2 separate regions of the Homo sapiens genome follow, and region 1 is linked to region 2. Evidence: chromatin loops called from intact Hi-C (ENCODE). Cell type or tissue: PC-9. All regions are shown on one strand. Links, peaks and the distances in the headings refer to the core of each region. The heading gives the core; the rest is flanking DNA.

Region 1 (8,337 bases), core at 109-8,108, 230 kb after region 2:
AGAGATGCTGGAAATCACTCTGCACATTTCCCGTGGCCACACTGCATCCTGTGTCCAGCTCCGCTTGCACACCCCCCCAGATGGGGGAGTCACTAGTCACTACCGAGCCAGACAGGCTGTCACTCCGGCTGGTGCCCTGCAGTGTGGCCCTGCCCTCGTGTTCACCAGGGGTTTTATTTGTGGTCTTGGTCATGACCTGATCGAGGATCATGGGGTTCTCGGGCACAAAACTGAACTGCGAGAGGAGCTACAGGAGGGAGGGATGGGGGTGCAGACGGAGCGCGTAGAGAGGGGGTGGCCTGGCCAAGAGGAAGGGTTCAGAAGGTGCAGTCAGGAGACCTGGGTTTGATTCTGCTGCAGCTACTTAGCTAGTTTTGTGAACTCTGGCAGGGGATTTAACCTCTCTGAGCCTCAGTTTCCTTAACTGTAAGATGTGGGCAGCAGCAGCCCCCACCCCAAAGGGCTGCCGGGCAGATTCACTGAGATACTGGGTAGGAAAGCTCTTTCCCAGCTGCGAAGGGCAATGCAACCACAGGGCGGGGATCCACCAACACCTTTCCCCCAGAAGCAGGGCTTCCTACCCCACCCAGGGCTGTCCCTAGCTCCCGCTGTCCCAGGGCCAGACTCAGTTTCCATATTTGTTCATTTTACTTTCCAGTGTAAATATTTTTTCCATCTGTGGCAGAGGAGGAGGAGGATGGCATTTTGACGTGAGACACAACATTTTCAGACACCCTCTGAAAGCATTTCCAGACCCTCACATGCTGGGTCTCATCCAAGGATAGAAAATGATTTATCGTGGATGCTTTGGCACGTGCTTTTGGAGTTTTTCCTCCTAATGAAATGTTTAACTGGAAAAGCTGACATTCTGCTTTTAATTGATTCTCATGAGATGAGAAACATTCCCAGGTAGGTTATATTAGGTTGAAAGTCTCCTATTCTAAATGAAATTAAATAACAAATAAAATTCAGTTCTTAAAAATGATTCTGTTTAACATTTTGAAGGGTGGCACACCAAAACATTATTGCCCATTTCCACATTATAGTAAACTCTAATTTATTTAGTTTTGCTTTGTATTAAAATTGTATTAAAATCAAAACGTTTGTTGACCCAATTTAGGTCTTCCAAGATTATCTAGTTAACATACTCTCTTAATAGTCACATGAATTCTCTTTTGTTGAAATATTTGCATTTTTAGCAACTGTTTTTGCATATTAAATCACGGCTTTCATAGTGTGTGTGTGTGTGTGTTTCCACTGAATTTGGTGCACAATGAAGTTGCTAAATTCTTCCAGATTTGGGACTGATGCCATCCTGCCTCTCCTGGTTTGACAGGTTGGGTTGTTGGTTACCGAGATATGATCCCCAAAGCTTCCTCTTCAGCAAAATAAATATTACATGGATCCTTAAGCTGATCAATAGAATTTCAATATCTAAAGCAATAAAGAGATTAAAAAAATAAAACCTCCAAGTTACCTCTTGACGGTGAATAACATGCTTTGTTTGTTTTTTGATTAGATTGATAGAAGCCCACATGACTATAGAATCTCTGATGTCACATAGTGTTAGGCGCGCCAGAAGTAACTATAAAGTGAGTATTTCTCTTTTTGACTTTTCAAAAGCCAAAGCTAGACCTAATGCCAAACAGTGATTATTGTCTGGATACTATTGTTATAGGACCAACAGATTCGTATACCCACTGTGCAGTAACAGACCCATTACACCGAAACAGCAGAGATGAAGCAGGGAAAGAGTTTAATGATCACAGAGACATCTAGAGCCCAGGTCCTAGAATGAAAAACCTGGAATAGATCTGAACCCTACCAGTAGCCTGAACCAGGGCTGCTCCAGCCAACTCACATCTCAGAAAGCGAGAAAGAAACACTAATTAAGAGCCTGGGAGGCCAGGTGCAGTGGCTCATGCCTGTAATCTCAGTTTGGGAGGCCGAGGTGGACAGATCACTTGGGGCCAGGAGTTCAAGACCAGCCTGGACAACAAGATGAAACACCATCTTAACTAAAAATACAAAAATTAGTGGGGTGTGATGGCACACGCCTGTAGTCCCATGTACTTGGAAGGCTGAGGCATGAGAATCTCTTGAACCTGGGAGGCGGAGGTTACAGTGAGTCCAGATCACGCCACTGCACTCTAGCCTGAGCAACAGAGTAAGACTCTGTCTCAAAAAAAAAGAAAAAAAAGAGCCTGGGGTTGTTTGTCATGCAGCAGATGCTGACTAATACAGAATCCAACAAGGTAGAGAGTGTTTTTACCTGGTCCATTGAGTATAGCCTTGTCATGCCTGAAAGCCCCAAATTTTAAAAAATAATAATAGTAATCCAGTTTTTATATTCAAAAATGAAAAATATTGAAAAACATAAAGAAAGATAACATCACCTATGACCTACCACACAGACATAATTGTTAACAATATTTTTGTATATACCCGTGTAATCTCTTTTCTCTGATGACAGATCAAGTTACCTACATAGGAAGATAGTGAAAAGGCAATCCTATCCTTCCAATTGTTCAGATCAAAAACTTTGGAGGGCCAGACACAGTGGCTCACACCTGTAATCTCAGCACTTTGAGAAGCCAAGGTGGGAGGATTGCCTAAGGCCAGAAGTTTGAGACCAGCCTGGAGAACATAGTGAGACTCTGTCTCTATCAAAAAAAAAAAAAATTAGCCAGGCATGATTAATTAGATCACAGGTGCACACCTGTGATCCTAGCTACTTGGAAGGCTGAGGCAGGATTGCTTGAGCCCAGGAGTCTGAGGCAGGATTGCTTGAGCCCAGGAGTCTGAGGCAGCAGCGAGCTGTGATTGTACCACTGCATTGCAGCCTGGATGACAGAGAGAGACCCTGTCTTTAAAAAATAAGCAAAACTATAAACCAACAAAAACAAACCTCGCAGTCACCCCTAACTCCTCTTTTGCACTCCCACATCCAATCTGTTAGCAAATCCTGCAGGCTCTGCAGAATTTGACCTTTCTCATCATCTCCTCCATCACCATCATCACCATCACTCCCTAGATTGAGGATGCCACTACTTTCTAACAGGTCTCGTTACTTTGCTCCTTGCCCCCTATCTATCTTCCATGCAGCAGCCATAAGGGGCTTTTAAAACCCAAGTCAGTTCATGTGACTCTTCTGAGATGGTCTCCCCACGGCTCCCCCTCTTACTCAGAGGGTTCCTTATCAGAAACTCTCAGGCCCCCAAAGAACAGCCCAGCCTTTTCCTCCAATCTCATCTTTTCCCATTATCCTCCTTGCTCAGTTAGCCTATCTTTTCCCAGTCCCTCCAACACACCAGCCACGCCCTGCCTGGCGTCCTTAGCTCTTTCTGTGTCGTTGGTTAGGAATGTGCCCACGCCTCATACTTGTATGGCTCACTCTCTTCCATCAAGAGTTATTCAAGAGTTATCTGCTCTGGAAGGCTTTTCCTGGCTACCCCAGCTAAAATGTCACACTCACATGAGCTCATACACATGCACACACTTAATATGTACACACACACCCCTGCAAATGCATGCATGCACACACACATACTGCACATTTCTTTCTTGCTTTATTGCTTCTCCTTGACCCTTTACCACCATCTAACATATGATACAGCTATGTTGCTTGTTCATTTAATATCTATATCCCTTGCTACAATATTCCTTCCCCAAGGGCAGGACGTTTTGCCTGTTTTGTTTACTGCTGTACTCCCGGTGTCTAGAAAAGTGCTTGGCACATAAGTAGACAATTAATATTTGTTGAATAAATGAATGAATGAGTGAATGTAAAGTGCCTGGAACGCTGCAAACATACAATAATAATAAAGCATAATCATTAGCACCAAACAGGTAAAAGAAGGATTTTCTTCCTTTTTCATTGTAGATGCTGTAAAAAGTTGATAGAATTGAAAAATGGAGTTTAAATATATTACATAAAGTCATTAAGGCCACTGGTAGGAGAATTAGTAATAATCTAACTAATAAAAGCAAGGAGCTGAAAGGAATAAGGGGCAGTGGAGGGAATGTATATGAACAAAATTCCTCATCTCATCCCTGGAAATTGATCATTAATACAACACTCTACATCTATTTCTTAAAGCAGAGGCCTCAATTCTTTGGATGCTGGCCCTCAGGTGTTTTTATTTGTTCCAGACATTACTTTTAAAACTTTTTAGTTAGTTGCCAACCTTTGAAATTCGGAATATTTCGCAGATAACTTGGTATTTCTGGCTTCTCTTGAAAATGATCTGGTTATGATTGTACCACTGCATTCCAGCCTGGGTGACAGGGCCTGCATTCTGCAATAGAGCCACCAGATGGCACAGAGTCACAGCCACTCCCTTTCCATGCCGCTTGAACTCTCCTGTTTGCTACACATTACCAGGGCTTTTCACTCCTGATATAAATGTTTCATAGAAACAGTCTCTGGGCCGGGCGTGGTGGCTCACGCCTGTAATCCTAACACTTTGGGAGGCCAAGGCGGGTGGATCACCTGAGGTCAGGAGTTCGAGACCAGCCTGGCCAAAGTGGTGAAACCCCGTCTCTACTAAAAACACAAAAATTAGCAGGGTGTGGTGGTGGGCGCCTGTAATCTCAGCTACTCGCGAGGCTGAGGTAGGAGAATCCCTTGAACTCGGGAGGTGGAGGTTGAAGTGAGCCAAGATCGCGCCATTGCACTCCAGCCTAGGTGATAGAGTGAGACTCTGTCTCAAAAAAAAAAAAAGAAAAAGAAAAAAAAGAAAAAGAAAGAAAAAAAGGAAAAGAAAACAGCCTGAAAAATAGAAAGCAAGATTTCTGACAGTGGCAATCTCAAGGCAGTTGGAAGAACAGGAAAGACTAGCTCCCCACTTAGAACATTCTATACTGTCTATGTGTTTCTGTGAATTCTCATTCATGTCTTGCTTCTATAATGAAAGGGCTATGACAGTGAAAGAAAAAAATAAAAATAATTTTTAGTACTTTAGAAAATACTGAAAACTATAAAGATTAAAAATAAAAACTGCCCATGTCCTACCAGTTACTAACAACATTTTGGTATATATTCATTCACCTACTCTTTTGTCTATGACAATAAATCAAGCTAGTTAGAAACGAGGACAGGTATTGGGATATATAGACATTCTCACATCATTGAGACCACACAGTATACGACACGCTGTGGCATTTACTTTTTGAGATTATCAAGCATTTCACATGAGGCTGAGTTCACAAATATATTGTCTTTGCCAAAGTTACAAACAGTATCCACGATTTCCCCCAGGGTCTGGCTTTTTGGGTCTGGCTTTTTCTTTACTTCTGAACATGTAGAAAAATGAATTATGTGCCTACCAAGACAACATTGCAGTTTTCCTGGCAAAGGCTAATTCTGCCGATGGAAACAGTGTTTTCATTTTCTTTCTTTCTTTCTCCCCACCATTCTATGCTTTTCTGGTTTCTCTGTGTGCGTATTTTCCCCCTGGATTTGACATTATAAAGTTGCTAAGTTCTTCCAGATTTAAGGTGCTATGCCATCTTAAATCTCTGGATTTGACAGGCTGGGCCAGTGGTTACTGAGATATGATCCAAGAAGCTTTCTCTGGGGCCATCTGTCAATCAGATGTCAGCTCATAAGGAGGAAGAACTTGGCTGCTGGCCTGCACTTGGATGCCAGAGTTGGTTGCCTTTTGCTTGAATTGTGTCTGCACAGTGCTAGGCGCCCAGTAAATTCTCATTGTATCCCTGATGGGTGAAACCTCATCAGGTAGCTCTTGAATGGAGATATAAAATGTTTGCCTCATGTCAACTCTTCTTGATCTTTTTGACCCATGTCTTCCGATCTGAACAGCATTTAAAACTTTCTCCCATTGTAGCACCTATGGCCATACTAACTTGTCTGATCCTATTGTGGGTGAATTTTTGAAGACAATTATAAACCAGCCCACATGTCAGTACCTGAGATTTCTAGCCTTCCAGTGTCATCCATTCTAAAACCCGATTTGAAGATGCAATGTAGGAAACCAAGAACTACCACCACCACACCCTGTCATCGCTGTACCTTTGAGGTCATTTACTCAGCTTTCATGTCTGGTATGTTGAAAGAGTGGAAGTTGGGAGTTAGAGGGGTGCAAGTAGCAACTTGATTTTCCCTCTCACTGCCCATTCAAACACAACTGGTGGGATAGTTCTTTACTTTCCCCGAATGATCCATTGGGCCGATCCTTTAGCCCTTCTCCTCACCCTTAGATCATGACCAATAACAATATGGTGATGATTATAAAAATAAAATGTCTCCAAGTCACTTCTGAGTGTAGCAACAGTCTAAATGAAGTCATTAGAATGTCGAGTCATGTCAAAACTCCAAACTTCATTCATATTAAACCTCTTTCCTCCTCCACTCTCATTTCTTCTCCTCCCCAGCCCCCTTGGGCTCTGAAGAGGTGAGGAGCAGGGATGTTTTACTTGGCTGGTGTTGTGATGATGTGATCTTGTGCTTTCTGGACTTAGAGGGCCAATTCCTTCTTTCCTTAGCTTGTGTGTCCCAGGGGAGGGATGGCGGTTCTTGGCAATTCTCCCACTGGCAACCTCCAAATTTGCTTCCTGGGAGGCAGGCAATGTGTCTCCTCTGGCAGGCCACTCTTGAGTGTGCCTGCAGGTCCTGGGCATCCTGTGGTCCAGCAGCCCCATTTGGGCGCCTCACATTTTCAGGCAGTCCTGCACTGGGAATCCCAAATAACCCCAGGCCAGCTGCCTCTGGAGGTTCAGAACCTGCTGGAAGAAACTTACACCTTTGGCCTTCTCTAAAGTCATCATTCCTGATGCAGTAATCCATTTTCCTGCAGAGGCTGAGCGGCCATGGTCCCTAACTTCTACCCATTTCCAGGCATGGGTTTGGCACTAGTCTGTCCAGAAGACACAGGGCAAGCTCTTTCGGTGGTTTCCCCACATCTCTCTGACTCGGCGTTCGGTGAAGAGTTGGAACGGCTTTTTCTCCAGCATAACGTTGGAGGTGCTAATGGCAAGGAAATGCCACAGGACGCCAAGTATCAATAGTTTCTCCAAAGACGTGTCTCCAAACCTGTATTAGTCCCTTCGTTCTCGCACTGCTAAAAAAAATACCTGAGACTGGGTAATTTACAAAGAAAAGAGGTTTAACTGGCCCACAGTTCTGCAGGCTATACAGGAAGCATGGCTGAGGAGGCCTCAGGAAACTTACACTCACGGAGCAAGGCAAAGGGAAAGAAGGAATGTGTTCACATGGCTGGGGCAGGAGGAAGAGAGAGAGGTGGGAGGCACTACACACTTCTTTTTTTTTTTTTTTTTTTTTTTTTTGAGATGGAGTCTTGCTCTGTCGCCAGGCTGGAGTGCAGTGGCACGATCTCGGCTCACTGCAACCTCCGCCTCCCAGGTTCAAGCTATTCTCCTGCCTCAGCCTCCCAAGCAGCTGAGACTACAGGCACACGCCACCACGCCCAGCTAATTTTTATATTTTTAGTAGAGACGGGGTTTCACCATGTTGGCCAGGATGGTCTCTATCTCCTGATCTCATGATCTGCCCGCCTTGGCCTCCCAAAGTGCTGGGATTACAGGCGTGAGCCACCGCACCCGGCCAGCACTACACACTTCTAAGCAATCAGATCTGATGAGAACTCACTCACTATCACGAGAACAGCAAGGGGAAATTCGCCCCCATGATCCAATCACCTCCCACCAGTCCCTCCTCCAACACTGGGGATTACCATTTGACATGAGATTTGGGTGGGGACACAAATCCAAACCATATCAAAACCAGTCCTCTCTTTCAGCTTCTCCAACCTCCTTGAGCACTGGGGTAAGGATCACAAACCAATTTTTTTACCATTGCTTTTTGCAATTCCTGCAGAGGTGGAGGGAAGGGTGCTTGCTACCCACTGGGTTACTCCTGGCGTTTGGAGCTTCAGCCAAACGGAAGACAGAAAGAGTCCCATCCACACGCCACGGCTCTCATTTATCCCTTCAACAGGCGCCTGGATCCTCCGGTTCCACTTCTCAGGGTGTTCTGCCTTGCAGCTCTGGCAGCTGTTGTCTCCAGCCTGCATCAACTCAAATATGGAAAACATCCACGTTTTCTTTTCATTTTCTTGCCGCTTTCTAACAGTATCACTCATACATTTCAGAGAGTCCCATAGACTTTCCGTAAGGGGTGGAGTCACAGAAGCGGGCATCTGTTGCTTGGACGCCATCCACTTCCATTCGCCTCTAAGCTGATAGCTCTTACGGATCTGCTCCTCAGGGACCCCACCCATCTCCTAGTTAACCAATAAGAGCACCCCACCCCCACCATCCCAGCAACAATGATTGGTTCAGGAATGAGGGCGTGGC
Region 2 (8,337 bases), core at 136-8,135:
TGCCCGCCACCATGCCCGGCTAATTTTCGTATTTTTAGTAGAGACGGGATTTCACCATATTGGGAACTCCTGACCTCAAGTGACCTGCCCACCTCAGCCTCCTAAAGTGCTGCGATTATAGGCGTGAGCCACCACGCCCAGCCAATCATAATAACTTTTAAAAAGGTGGAGGGAAGCAACCAAATGTCTACCAGCAATGTGAAGGTGAAGATAGAATATAAGTAGCCATTTTTAATTTATTTGATGTAATATTTGAATTACAAATATAATTTTCATATTTTTTCAGATATAACTACTTGTCTTGATATGATTTATTGAAAACATCATTTTTTGCCCACTGCTTTGCAATGTCATCTAAATTCTTACATACCTCTTGTCTATACATGTTCCTGCAAGGAACCAGAATTTAACTTTTTACAAATTAAAGAAATTTCATACATATTAACATTAATCTGCTTTTTCTAAGATTTTCTGGATGTATTTTAAATACTCTGTGAAGGGAAACCAAAAAAAAGCAAAGAAAGCACCAAAATTTGCCACTATTTTAACAGAAATTTTATTAAATAAACAAAATTTCCAATTCTTCAAGCCTGGGTGACAGAGCGAGACTCTCAATAAATAAATAAATAATAAAAGTTACAGGGATGGAAAGCACAAATTCAGAAAGTGGGAGTGATGATGAAACAGGTTAATTCTACTGTCATCACTTCGTTTCCAGCCACTTGAGGATACAATAGCATATATCAGCCACTGGTTCCATACATAAGCTACATCCTGGTGGACAACACCCAAAACTCTTAGGGTGTCATTCCAAAACCTCTGCCTTAGCTGAGCCTTTACTAAGCAATATCATACTTCTATCAGGATGGCTGTTTTAGGCTGATGCCTTGTATGGTAGGATTAATTGATCCCATAGAGCAGTGGTCCCCAGACTTTATGGCACCAGGGACCAGTTACATGGAAGACAATTTTTCCATGGACAGGGTTGGGGGGCATTAGATTATCGTAAGGAGTGTACAACCTACATCCCTCACGTGCGCAGTTCACAATAGGGTTCCCACTTGTATGAGGTCTAATGCTACCGCTGATCTTACAGGAGGCGGAGCTCAGGCAGTAGTGCTCTCTTGCCTGCTGCTTACCTCTTGCTGTGCGGCCCGGTTCCTAACTTTGTTGGGATAGAGATCTTGGGTCTTGGAGGTGGCAGACAGTTCCACTGGAAATAATGATGAACAAATGTCTTAACATTTAGTCCTCCAGGAGACAATTCTGGGAGCATTCCATATGCTTCTCAGAGTTATTGGAAGAATCAAATCCCTGTTGTCCATAGCAGGGACCTTACTTTCACCTGCTTACATTGGCGTTTCTCCTTCTTTATCTCATTATCTCCAGTCTCTCATCCCTGCTTCCTGGAATCACCTCCCAAATAAACTCTATAACCCAGGCACTGTATGCATTTTACATAACATGTACATGACATCTTACACTGTACCCTGCCCTCTCTCTTCCTAGTATTTCTGTTTCAGCCGGAAGAGGAAGCAAATGAAGATTGACTTGAAGATTAGAGAGTTGAAGTAATCTTCATTTATTCACTTTGGATGAAGATTGTAGGGTCAATATCTAGGTCCTGGTATTCTAATTACTAAATAGATACTATGTTTATGGTAAATGACTGCAGGTCTGTCTATCCTCAAAGGAAGCAGAAAACCTTGGATTCTGCTGAGTTTTTATCCAGTGGGAGATTCCCTCAAAAAAGTTTAAAGAGTGGTGGAAGACTAAAATTTGCTACTTAAAAATTATTTCTTAAGATGTGCTATTTAGCATACCAGCTACATTGACTATCTGGGCATGGTTCAGATGGGTTCTGTCTGTGCTTCAGGGTCTTTTGCTGTAATCCAGGTGTCAGTGTGCTTGCACCTGAGCTTTATAAGGATGTGTGAAGTGGTCTGTGGCCTGTTAGGAACCCGGCCAAACAGCAGGAGGCTGTGTTAATACTTAAAAAAAATTAGCTTTTGGTTTGGTTAATCCTTTCTATTGTTTCTTTTTGCTATTTCATTGATTGCTTCCTTTTATCTGCATTATGTTCTTCCTCATCATTAAAAAATTATTCTGTTCTTTGCTGGGCACATGGCTCACACCTGTAATCCCAGCACTTTGGGAGGCTGAGGTGGGTGGATCACTTGAGCCCAGGAGTTGGAGACCAGCCCTGGCAACATGGTGAAACCCTGTCTCTACCAAAAATACAAAAATTATCCAGTCTCATAAGCTGGTCTCAGAATAAATAAATTAATTAATTAATAAATAGATTTTTTAAATTATCCTGTTCTTATTTTAACATCTTCAGTTAGACACAGTCAATATAAGAATTTAAGGCTGGGTGCAGTGGCTCACACCTATAATCTCAGCATTTTGGGAGCCTGAGGCAGGTGGATCACCTGAGGTCAGGAGTTCTAGACCAGCCTGGCCAACGTGGTAAAACCCTGTCTCTACTAAAAATATAAAAATTAGCCAGGCGTGGTGGTGGGCACCTGTAATCCCAGCTACTTGGGAGGCTGAGACAGGACAATCGCTCGAACCCAGGAGGCAGAGATTGCAGTGAGCTGAGGTCACACCACTGCACTCAGCCTGGGTGACAGAGTGAGACTTCCTCTCATAAAAAAAAAAAAAAAAGAATTTAAGGTTCTAGATTTCCCTGCAAGCTTTTTTTTAGTGACCTCCACTCAAATCTACATTTTAGTTGATGAGATATACAAAAAAACCTGATACTGCAAAAGATTATTTAATTTAAAATGTAGTAAAGGCTACAAAGGAGAAATTCACATAATACAGGAGTAGACAATGTCTGTGGGTTAGAGAGCGCTTCTTCTGGGAAGAGATATTTGGACAGTGCTCCAAAGGGTGGTGCAGAGGAGGAAGGGGAAGAACACTTGAAGCATAGTGTGAGGCGAAGAGAATTATAAGGTGTTCCAGAGCTAAAGTAAATGAGGAGGAGAAAGACTTGCTTCCCACACTGGAGGTCTCTCTGAGTCTGGAGGTATCACAACCTCTCCCTGTTGCAAGGTCCCTGGTACCCAAAACAATTTTGTCACACACACCATCCTGCCCCTTGTGAGTCCTGCCAGCCCAGCTTTCAGGGGCCTGGCCCCTGATTCCTTCTTTTCTTATCAGGGTCATTCAGAATCCGGAATGACTCTTATTTCCACAGAGCTTCAAATCCCACCTCTCTCTGAGGTAGAAGACCAACAGGGCTTGTTTTCTGGTCACAACCCTGCTGATCAAAACAGGATCTGATCCAGACAGGATCAAGTGAAGAAACCAGCAGGAACCAGCAGATGGGGACAAATGTGATCCCTGGCTGCCCTCATTGCTCATAGCGTAAGATACTCCCATAGTGCCATGACAGTTTTAAAATGCCATGGCAATGGCCCAGAAGTTACCACTCATTTTCTAGAAAGCTATAAATAACCTGCCCCTCAATTTGCATTGATCCACTCCTTAATTTACATGTAATTGAAAGTGGGTTTACATGAGTATAAATAGTTACCAAGAGTCTATAGTTTGCTGACTCAGGGCATACTGCCTATGAGTTAGCCCTGCTCTGCAAGGAGCAGTACTGTTGAATGAAAGATTGTTTTCTGATACCACCAGCTCACCTTTGAGTTCTTTCCTGGGTGAAGGCAAGAACACTCGTAGGTTAAGCCCCACTTTGGGGGCTCAGCTGTCCCACATCACCTTTGGTGAGAGGAGGACCAACTGTGGGGATTGTGAATTCAAACCTCCTGAAAGCTAATGTTGATGGGAGGTGAGCCAGTGAAATGGAAATGGCACCTGAGGCAAGATCCTGTCTAAGTAGAGTTTAGCCCTTTGCAGGACAGGTGCAATGAGTGCTATGAGGGAGATAAGAACAAGTACTGTGGGCAGAGAGGAGATGGCTGCTCACCCTGGACAGTGGGTTCAGAAGTAGCCTCCAGGAGGAAGCGAACATTCAGTGTGGATCTGATAGATTAGAATTGGCAGCCAAGGGTGAAGAGGATTCCTCTGGTCAGAAGGAACAGTATGTGCAGAGGCCAGAGAGTGTGGTGCAGTTTGCCAGGTTTGAGCTCCAGTCAGGCCTATGAATGACATGGCTGGCTAGTTGGGCCTTGTTTGTTATGGTGAAGCATGTTGTATTTTCCAAAGATGCCCATTACAATATCTCCCATCCTACTTTCTCTTCTTACTGCATCACTCCCCCATCAAAAGGTGGACTCTATGTCCCCTCCCCTGAAACCTGGATAGACCTTCATGACTGCCTCAACTAAAAGGATATGGTGGAAGTGAGGCCACGTGACTAACAAGGCCTGGGCATAAAAGGCAATACAGTCTCCGCCCAGCTCTCTGTTTGAGGATGCTCACTCTTGGGACCTGGACGCCATGCCATGAGGAAGCCCAGGCTACATGAGGAGGCCATGTGTGGACATTGTGGGTAAAATTCCCAGCTAAGGTCCTAGCCAACAGACATGTGAATAAGAAAGCCTTCAAGAGGACTCCATCCCCAGCCACCACCTGCCTGAGTGTGGACCGCCTATAAGTGAACCTTCAGAATCATGACAGATAATAATAATAAATGATGTTGCTTTACACCAATAACCAATAAAGATGGTCAAATAGTGATCAAGGAGAGGAATTCCAAGCCAAAAGAAAGGTATAGGTAGGGTTTACTACCAAACCAAAGAAGGAGGAGTTCCAGCATTGCAGGAGGGAAGGGGAGGGCAGGGCAGAGGAGGGGAGGGGAGGGAAGGAATGGAGGGAGAGGGACAAGGTAAGAAGAAGGCAGACTGGCAAGCCCACACTGGATAGTGTGGTTTCCATGAAGGCCACTAAGTGGCAGCATTGGCACAGGCCAGTGGTTGTCAGACTGACTTTGTTGTTGCTTTGTCAGGCGACCTCGCTGTGAAGGCTCAGTGTCTGTGGCTGCAAGGTAAAGAAGGCCTGGCTGATAGCAAGTGCTGAGGAAGGCCTGGGAAGGCCTAGCTCTTGCTGATACATCAAATAATGTCAACCTCCCACAGCTGTTAACTCGAGTCAATTCATTTGTGGTGGACGTGTTGTTTTTTCTTCTGGTCCTCCTTTTTCTCATAACAAACACTTCAATTTTCCTTTGGGGAACTATACCACCACCACTCAGGTCTCCTGTATACACTCTCATAGGCTGTGCACTGCATAACTCCAGAGAATCCATCCATTCAGACTGTGATGAGTGGTGCCTACTGGAATTGAGGAGTGCCCAACCTGTACAACTGTCAATAACAGCCCTTGAAAGATGGTCCAAGTTGCCCATTGTGCTCCTGGTCTAGATACAAGCACATTGTCTGAACCAAGCATATCATGGATTTGATTTTGAATCCTGAGTAGAATGTTCATCCTGTTCATACTGACATGAATGCTGTGAAGCAACTGCCCATTAGCTCCAGCTACATGGATCTCCAGAGTTCTCCCTGGTTCTTTTCTTTTTTTGTTTTCCAACTCCAATAGAAATCAAATTCCCTTTTGATTTAGTTCGCCAGAGATGCTTTCTGTTGCTAGCAACCGGAGAACTCCAAAAAGTCACAATCTGTGCCTCAAAACTTTCTCAAGGAACCAGATTTCAGCAAAAGGTCTTGGGTATTAAGATTAAAACTAGTCTTTATTCATTATCCATTCATTTATTCATCCAACAAATATTTTGGGGGTACCTACTATGTGCCAGGCATGGTATTAGATTAGAGGACTCAGCGGTGAAGAAGCCAGTCATGCATGGTCACTGCCTACTCAGAATCTGGTGAGAAAGACCACAGTATGTAGATGATTACAGACAGCTATAGAATTCCAAATGGGGGGAAGTATTGTGAAAGAATAGAATGAAATGCATTTTAGGCTTGCTACAAGCAAGCAGTTTCTACCTCTTATAACAGTTAATCCTCAGAACAATGCTACATGTTAAGTAATACTATAGATCCTATTTCACAAATATGTAAACTAAGCTTACGTTAAATATAAATATACATCCAATAATTTATAAATAGAAATAGAAATAGAATTTTCCCAAGACTTGGGTCTTTCAATGCTAGAAGTGGGGCAGTCCTGGGCAAACAGGGACAAGTTGTCACTCTAATAAATAACTTGCCTGTGACCACACTGTTAGAGAGTGGTGGGGTAAGTATTCACTTCAGGTCTAGTTTTACCCTGAAGCTCATGCACACAATGACTACCTGACAGGTGCCCTTGGATGTTGTGGGCAGTGTGTGGGGAAAGGGAGGAGAGTGGGAGAGGCTGGAGGCAAGCAGACCAAAGAGGAGACTGAGACAATGGCCCAGCACGCAATGGTCATGGAGAAGGAAGTAACTGATTCGATGTGAGGGGTGGAGGGGGCAGGAGATCTGGGATGACCCAGGGGGTTAGGTGTAGGAGGGGGATGGAAGTGGTCTGGGAGGAGGAAGAATTCAGGTTGGCCATGTTGGGTTTGCCATCTGGGTCCAAATGCCAGTAGGCAGTTGGAGAAGAATCTCAGAGTTAGAGAATTCTTGTAGCTCAGCTGGGCATCGTAGGCACTTCAAAGATGATGCCAACAGGGTCCCTGCTCTCAGAGCTTCCTGTTAGGTTTTGAAGGGAAGGCGAGGGTTAAAGAAAGACACGCACACACACAGAGGGTGGCTCAACAGCAACATAGGTATATTGCAAAAACCTGCAGAAGTAGGGGACCAGCTTAATGCCAGAGCCCTCTGCTGATTACAGGCTGGGGTACTTATAGGTATGGGGAGGAGGGGTCTGGGCAGTATGGCTTGCTGCCCAACAGGATATTGAAAAGATGTGCTTATGATCAGGTAGTCTGGCCCTTTCTCCAGTGGGATGTGAATAGGGTTTTCCTTGGACTTTTGCCCAGCAGGATATGATACGGATGTCCCTTCAGTTGGGCCCTTGCCTAGTGGGGTATGATAAGAATGCTTATAGAGGCTTTCGAGGAAGCATGGCCCTACTGACAGCTTGACTTTGGACTTCGATCCTCCAGGACAGCAAAAGAATTAACTCCTGTTGTTTCAAGCCATTCAGTTTGTGTTAATTTGTTACATCATCTCTAGGAAACTAAAACACATGACATGGTCCTTCCTACCTCAGAGCTTGCGTACTTGCTACCCTGTACCTGGAACTCTCTTATTCTGACTCGATAGATGGCTGGTTCCATCTCATCCCTTCAGATCTCCACTCAAATCTCATCTCTTCAAAGATGGCTCCTCCAAGTATTCCAGCTAAAGTCTCTCCCTTAAGTTACTCTGTACCACAATGTCTTCTTTAATTTTCTTTATAATATTTATCACTTTGAAATTATTTTATGGATTTTTTGAGTATGTGTGTGCTGCCTGTTTCATCCCAAGAGAGTGCAGCTTATATAAGAAGCACAGCTGTATACCCAAGACCCAGACATGTCCTTTATATATTGGAGGAACTTAACAAATATTTGTTAAATGAACTGATCAAGCAAAGACTCACAATGGTCAAAAACGGAAATTTGCACAGGGTTACACCACTAGGAAGCCACAGAGTTTTTATTTAAACACAGGCTGTCTGAGTCCAGAGCCCAAGCTCATAACTATTATGCAATTACGCTATACTAACTTTGATGCAAGGGAGAAATAAAGACAATTTGGGATGAGGTCCTATTAATAAGGGAAGAGACAGAAAAGAGATTAATTCTAATTCAGTTATTGGGGTTGAGATATTACACAATCAGCTGGAAAATAAGGTTTGATTTGTGGAGAAGCCCTGACCTGGAAGATCAGCCTTAATTTAGGGCCAGAAGAAATCTCAGTAGAACTCAGGGTAGCTGTCCTTCACCCCTGGTGCTGAATTTAAGGTTAGTGCTTGATAAAGCCACCTCATGGCTTTTGTGTACAAGGTCTCAAGTCATTCCTCCTAGGTACTCATTTCCCCTCCACTACCTGACCTTGTTGGGGCAACTCTTCCTTCATTGCTTTGCTTAATTCCTGAGCTGGCTTATTTAGTCCATTGGGCATCTTCCCTGTCTCCTGTCCCAGCTTCAGTCCAGTTTGGGAGAGGAAACTCCCCTTCACAGAATATCTATAAATGAACTTATAAAAGATTTGAATCTATTAATATACTATAGGATTCAGTTTACAAAGGCATTAGAGAAAAAAATAAGAAAAAATTTCACCACTACTGGCATCGATCATTGGTTTAACTTCTGGTTTTTCTTTCAGCAGGAGAAAGGCACAGCAGTTGTTTTCAGAGAAGTTCAGCAATATCTCCTTGCTGACAAAGCTTCAATTTCAGGTCTTGCAAGTGCTTCAGATCCCCTGAGGGCTT

The links. Hi-C counts contacts between places; a loop is a spot of excess contacts. Peaks named below come from ENCODE experiments on the same cell type or tissue, not always from the same donor. Only the 100,000 strongest peaks of a DNase experiment are listed, where the experiment ranks them.
Region 1: a loop joins it to region 2, with 22 times the contacts of the local background. A loop is called at or near these places in 6 of 110 quality-filtered maps.

What each region holds. Positions count from the first base shown.
Region 1 is chr20:46,743,809-46,752,145 of GRCh38, forward strand. No RefSeq gene overlaps it. Among named protein-coding and RNA genes, the nearest start is that of SLC2A10, 38 kb to the left of the region's middle. In PC-9, for the core only: CTCF peaks have their summits at 4,345 (motif pointing right) and 4,546; DNase peaks (open chromatin) are centred at 3,373 and 4,323; H3K27ac peaks cover 384 bases.
Region 2 is chr20:46,516,314-46,524,650 of GRCh38, forward strand. No RefSeq gene overlaps it. Among named protein-coding and RNA genes, the nearest start is that of ZNF334, 6.9 kb to the left of the region's middle. In PC-9, for the core only: a CTCF peak has its summit at 4,866 (motif pointing right); a DNase peak (open chromatin) is centred at 4,848; H3K27me3 peaks cover 2,532 bases.